Linked DNA regions of Homo sapiens: region 1 is linked to region 2. A link is a contact called in ENCODE Hi-C or POLR2A ChIA-PET data. All regions are on one chromosome and are shown on one strand. The core of a region is the stretch at or near the end of the contact, and the rest is flanking DNA. Distances in the headings are between cores, read along the strand shown. Region 1 holds the start of HES4 (hes family bHLH transcription factor 4). Region 2 holds the start of LINC01342 (long intergenic non-protein coding RNA 1342).

What was found. A loop is a pair of places that touch in the nucleus more often than their neighbours do. ChIA-PET counts read pairs that join two places held with the same protein, here RNA polymerase II (POLR2A). Pooled maps may share reads with other maps.
Region 1: a pooled map shows a loop between it and region 2 (2.6-fold over the local background). The contact joins the promoter of HES4 here to the promoter of LINC01342 in region 2. A Hi-C loop is called at or near these places in 3 of 50 pooled maps. POLR2A ChIA-PET finds 5 or more read pairs at or near these places in 4 of 52 experiments (A673, GM12878, HepG2 and 1 more).

What each region holds. Positions count from the first base shown.
Region 1 is chr1:998,627-1,001,458 of GRCh38, reverse strand. HES4 (hes family bHLH transcription factor 4) reads left to right here and starts at 1,362. Exons shown (of 4, transcript NM_021170.4): 1 at 1,362-1,593; 2 at 1,672-1,767; 3 at 1,846-1,933; 4 at 2,027-2,495. The coding sequence starts at 1,486. The coding sequence ends at 2,400. RefSeq lists silencers at 797-846, 947-1,326, 1,397-1,536, 2,087-2,396.
Region 2 is chr1:1,135,626-1,138,325 of GRCh38, reverse strand. It overlaps LINC01342 (long intergenic non-protein coding RNA 1342), which reads right to left and starts at 1,309. Exons shown (of 3, transcript NR_038869.1): 1 at 1,216-1,309. All of the region lies in intron 1 of LOC124903820 (a long non-coding RNA gene), which reads right to left. RefSeq lists silencers at 511-610, 681-760, 821-1,010, 1,111-1,360, 1,381-1,440 and a cis regulatory region at 2,392-2,700.

The sequences.
Region 1 (2,832 bases), core at 113-2,612, 140 kb after region 2:
CTCCCGGTTCTCGCTGGCCCAGCTCCCCCTCCCCACCTCCCTCGTCCCTGCGCCCCCTTCGCACCCTGGGAATGCCACGCCCTCCCTTGAGGCTTCCCCCCTGAGGACCCCCCACCCCGCAGAAGCCTTTGGGACCACCCGGCGTCAAGAAGGCTTTTGTCCACCCAGGCCACCCACCTAATTCGGTTCTCTTACGTGACTGCTGAGTCTGCCATCTGCCTCCTGCCCGGATTGAAAGCCCGGGAGGGTCTCCACACCCGGGCCCAGGCCAGGCTCTCCAGGGGGCTCAGGAAGCCTCCGCTGCACGGACGCGTGAGGCCGCCGGGGACCCCGAGTGCGGAAAGGACCAACGTGCCCCGCAGCGGCATTCGAAATAAAAACAGCAAACACGAAAATAACCACAGCCCTGTTTTACGCAACCTGCCCCTTTGCAGTTATATTAACAGTGGCCCCTCATTTTTCTGTGAGCCCCACTTTGCTGCTGCTGAGTTCGCCAGCGGGTCACCTGGAAGCACGTGGCGACACGGGCCACATGACGTCATCCCAGCAGGCTTGCGTCATCGCCCCGGGTGCCTGGTGACGTCACCAGCCCGCTCGCGTCACGCGCACGTTCTGCTCCTCGTGGTCCGGCCCGGCCCGCGCCATCACCGGCCCTGCTCTGCGGGGCCACCCGTGCGCCCCTTCGCCGTCCGCTGACTCCGCCCTCCCGCCTGCCGACCCGGCCGCCGACCTTCCCCCGGCTCTGTCGCTCCCAAGGCTTTCTGCAGCCCTCCGTGCTCCAGGCCGCACACCTGAGGGTGGGACCCCCGGAGGCCGAGCCGGTGTCGGATCAAACTCGGAGACCGAGCAGGGCCCAAACCGGGACCGGAGTGGGGACGGGCGGAGGAAGCCAAGAGGCTCGAGACCGAGGCTCGCCCACCCCTCGGCGCCGCCGGACCCTGCGCCACTGGGGGAATTTCCTTCCCGACTTCCCGCGCGGCCACAGCCCCAGCTCCGTCCAGCCCCGGCTCCCGGCCCCCTGGGCGGGAGAGTGAGCCCCGAGACTCCGCCCAGCCCCGGGGGTCCCGGGCCCCGTTCGCCCCCAGCGGCCCCTCCCGGCGCGTTGCTCGGCCCCGGCTGCATCGGGGAGCGCGGGATCACCCGGCCCTGTCCCCAGCGGTGTCGGAGGGGGGCGCGGGCGGGGGCCCCGCATGCCATTGTCGCCCGCGGAGGCCGCGCCCGGAGCCGAGGCGTGACTGACAGCGAGCGGGGGAGGAGCGCGGCCGTCGATTGGCTGGGGCGAGTGTGGGAAAGAATGCGGAGCCGGGTTCACACACCCCGCGGCGGCGAGGCCTTAAATAGGGAAACGGCCTGAGGCGCGCGCGGGCCTGGAGCCGGGATCCGCCCTAGGGGCTCGGATCGCCGCGCGCTCGCCGCTCGCCCGCCAGCCCGCCCGTGGTCCGTGGCGGCGCGCTCCACCCGGCACGGGGAGGCGCGGGGCGCACCATGGCCGCAGACACGCCGGGGAAACCGAGCGCCTCGCCGATGGCAGGAGCGCCGGCCAGCGCCAGCCGGACCCCAGACAAGCCCCGGAGCGCGGCCGAGCACCGCAAGGTGGGGTCCCGGCCGGGCGTGAGGGGGGCGACCGGGGGGCGGGAGGGACGCGGGACTCAGCCGGTGCCCGACCCGCAGTCCTCCAAGCCGGTCATGGAGAAGCGGCGCCGAGCGCGTATTAACGAGAGCCTCGCTCAGCTCAAAACCCTCATCCTGGACGCCCTCAGAAAAGAGGTAAGTCGGGGGCGAAGGCCCGAGACCCGGAGTCTGGGTCGCAGCTGACCTGGACCTCCCGCCTATCCCCGCCCCCAGAGCTCCCGCCACTCGAAGCTGGAGAAGGCGGACATCCTGGAGATGACCGTGAGACACCTGCGGAGCCTGCGTCGCGTGCAGGTGACGGGTGAGGCGCGGGCGGCGGCGGCTTGGAGGCGGGGGGAGGGCGCGGGACCCCCGGGACCCGGCACCGACCTCTCCTCCTGTGTCGCTCCCGCAGCCGCGCTCAGCGCCGACCCCGCCGTTCTGGGCAAGTACCGCGCCGGCTTCCACGAGTGTCTGGCGGAGGTGAACCGCTTCCTGGCCGGCTGCGAGGGCGTCCCGGCCGACGTGCGCTCCCGCCTGCTGGGCCACCTGGCAGCCTGCCTGCGCCAGCTGGGACCCTCCCGCCGCCCGGCCTCGCTGTCCCCGGCTGCCCCCGCAGAGGCCCCAGCGCCCGAGGTCTACGCGGGCCGCCCGCTGCTGCCATCGCTCGGCGGCCCCTTCCCTCTGCTCGCGCCGCCGCTGCTGCCGGGTCTGACCCGGGCGCTGCCCGCCGCCCCCAGGGCGGGGCCGCAGGGCCCGGGTGGGCCCTGGAGGCCGTGGCTGCGCTGAGGCTGTGGCCCTGAGACTGCATCGGAGGCGGCGCCCCGTTCTAGGGCCGTGGCCTTTGCCGAGACTGTAGCAGAGAAAACGTATTTATTATTCCAGAGTCTGCGTCACGAGTTTTCTTTCTTTGTCTTGGTGAAGAGTTGACTTTGGGAGCGCCCCGCAGCCACGCCGCGCCGGGGTCCCGCCCTCCTCCCAGGGCCGCGGTCTGCAGGTGGCTGGGGGCGTCGGGCGGGCCCGGGGGGGCGGGCTGGGGGCGGGACCGAGGACTGAGGGCGACCCCTCCGCTCCGCGCCCTCCGCTCCGCGCCCTCCCCTCCGCATCCCTGCAGCCCCGCATGCGCACCCGCCCTCTGCCCCCGCGTTGGGTTTGCCTCGCTCTGCGGTGGCGGTTGTGAGGGGTCCCCCCGGAGGCTCAGGTGGGAAGCTCAACGTCCCT
Region 2 (2,700 bases), core at 60-2,559:
AGTGCTGGGATGACAGACGTGAGCCACCGCACCCAGCCAGCATTTTGTCTTTTCTAAAATGAATCCCCAGGCCGGGCACAGTGGCTTGAACCTGGGAGGCGGAGGTTGCGGTGAGCGGAGATCTCGCCCTGAGACCCCCCGCCCGCCCCCTGCTCATTCCCACCGGGCAGGAACTCGTGGGCACGACCTCCTCTCGCACAGCCCTGTCCTGAAGGCCTCCATGGGCTCCTGGGATGGGAAGACACCCCTGAGGCGTGAACTCCCTCCAGGCCACACAGGACGTGAGCCTGAACCCAGAGGCTGGGCCACACCTGAGCATGTGCCTGGTGGGAGAGGAGGGGTGCGAATCCCTTAGGGAACCCCTTCCTCTGAGAGTCCTCACTCCTGCTGGCAGGCTCAGGGGTCCCCACTGCAATGGCCAAGACCCCCTGCAGGGCCCACCCCACTCACTGCTGGGGGAACCAGACCTCCTGGACAGAGGACCCCGGGCCCCGCCCCAGGACCCAGCCAAGGGCTGGGCTGGGAGGGAGAGGGGGAGGGAGGCGGGGAGGGTACACGCCCAGTCGCAAGCCCTCCAGGCTTTAAAGCTGTCCAATGGCAGCAGGCTGCTGTGAATGGGGTCCGACACAAATTTGTAAACCTTCTTAAAACATAAAACATAATGGGATTTTTTTGGCAATTTTTTTTTCGCTCATCAGCTATCGTTAGTGTATTTTATGTGTGGCCCAAGACAATTCTTCCAATGTGGCCCAGGGAAGCCAAAAGATCGGCCACCCCTGCTTTAAAGCACCTGCCCTGTTCCCGGAAACCCCCAGCCGGGACTGACGGGTGACTTCAGTCCAGAGGGTGCACAGCCTGCGGGTTCCGGGGAGGGGCCGCGTGGGGGGTTCTCGACCGCAGCCCTCCCACCCCAGGGCCACAGAGAGCCTGCGGGGGGCGGGGCTGAGTGTCCCGGGCCCCCAAAACCCGGCCCAGCGGGGGCAGGGTCCCCGCATCCTCGCATCCTCGGGGTCCGGCCCCTCGTCGCGTGTCCCGGGCTCTGGGCCCCGCCCGCCCCCCTGGCGCCCCCACCCCACGCCGGCCTCGACCCCCGCCACGGTTCCTCCGGTCTTTCCCTGAGTGTGCGCAGGAGGACGGGAGCTCCCAACGCACCGCAGAGGGGGCAGGGGGACCCCCAGGACCCGCCCTCCCGGCACCGCCTTTGTCCCCGCGCACCTGGCGGGGCTCGGGTTTCCCGGGCGGCGCTCGCTCCGGCCGCGCCCTCCCCGCCCTGGGCTCCCCCAGCTCTCGGTGGGCGCCGCGTCGTTAGCTGGAAACCAAAGAAGGGGCGCGACCGAGCCAGGCAGGTGGCCCAGAGGCCCAGGTGCAGCCCCTGCCCCGCCCAGGGCCCGACCATCCCAGCCCAGCCAGCGGGGGTGTGGGGTCCCCACCATCCCACAAAGGCACGTGGGGCCAGGTCCTCAAACTGACCACCCGGCCGCCCCTCCTGCTGCCTCCCCCCAGGCCCCGCCAGTGCCAGGGAAAGGGTTAAGTCCACCTGGCGACCGCACCTTTGTTTGCCCGAGAGCTGCACCTGCGCCCCAATTAACGTGGGCAAATGAAGTGAGACCGGGTCCAACAGGAAAGGAACCGCCCTCCTGTGTGCCAGGCGGCCCGCAGGGACCCAGGGCAGGGCCGGCTCGACACGCCCTGCAGCTCCCACCTGACCCCCTCCTGCCTCCCATCAGAGAAGCTGAAGCTCCCTGTGCTGGATCCTACTTTCTCAGAAGGTTTTAGGCTGGCCACTCAGCACCCCACACAAACACAGCATCTGGCCTAGCTCCTCTGCCCTGCCCAGCACCCACAGGGCCTCCACCTCCACGCCCACCGTCCCCAGTCCCCACCCTCACCCCCATCACCGTGTTTCTCAAAGCCCTGTCCCTTCCCCTTCCCTCGACCACACCATAGGCCAAGGGTTGCAGTAGCCCCCAGCCCAGCCCCCAGGCACCCAGAGGGCTGTGAACAGTGGGCCCCAGGCACACAGGGGGCTGTGAACAGCAGCAGGCTCCTTTTGGCCTTGGCCCTCTCAGCATGCAGCCCCCTGTCTCTTCAGTGGAGTGAGAGGGGCCGGCCTCTTAGCCAGGACTGGTTTGTGCCACCAGGGACCACACCAATTCCAGACCTGGGTTTTGGCCCCTGGACAGAGTACAAAATGCAAAAGCAGAATTTCCAGAAGCCGGACCCTGTGAGCTGCAGAAGCCGGGCCCTGTGAGCTGCAGACAGAATGAGGCGTGTCGGGATGGGAGACACCCGTGCTTCCAGCATTGCAAGGAGAATGTGGAACGCTCCGGAACCCCTCACCCTCAGCCTTGCCCACGGGAGCTGGGGCAGTGGCCCCTGCCCACCTGCACTCACCAGCTGTCCTGGCAGCGTGAGACCAGCCTGGTTGAGGTCTTTATGTCAGAGACCTTTGAACCAGAGCAACTCCATCTTGCACAGGGCCTGGGTAAAATGAGGCTGAGCCCGGCTGGGCCACGTTCCCATGAGGTCAGGCATCCTTAGTTACAGGATGAGATAGGAGGTTGGCACAAGACTGGTCACAAAGACCCCGCTGATAAAACAAGATGCTGTGAAGAAGCCGGCCCCAAATCACCAAAACCAAGACAGCCAGTCCTCACTGCTCATTATGCGCTGATTATAATACATTAGCATGAGAGACAC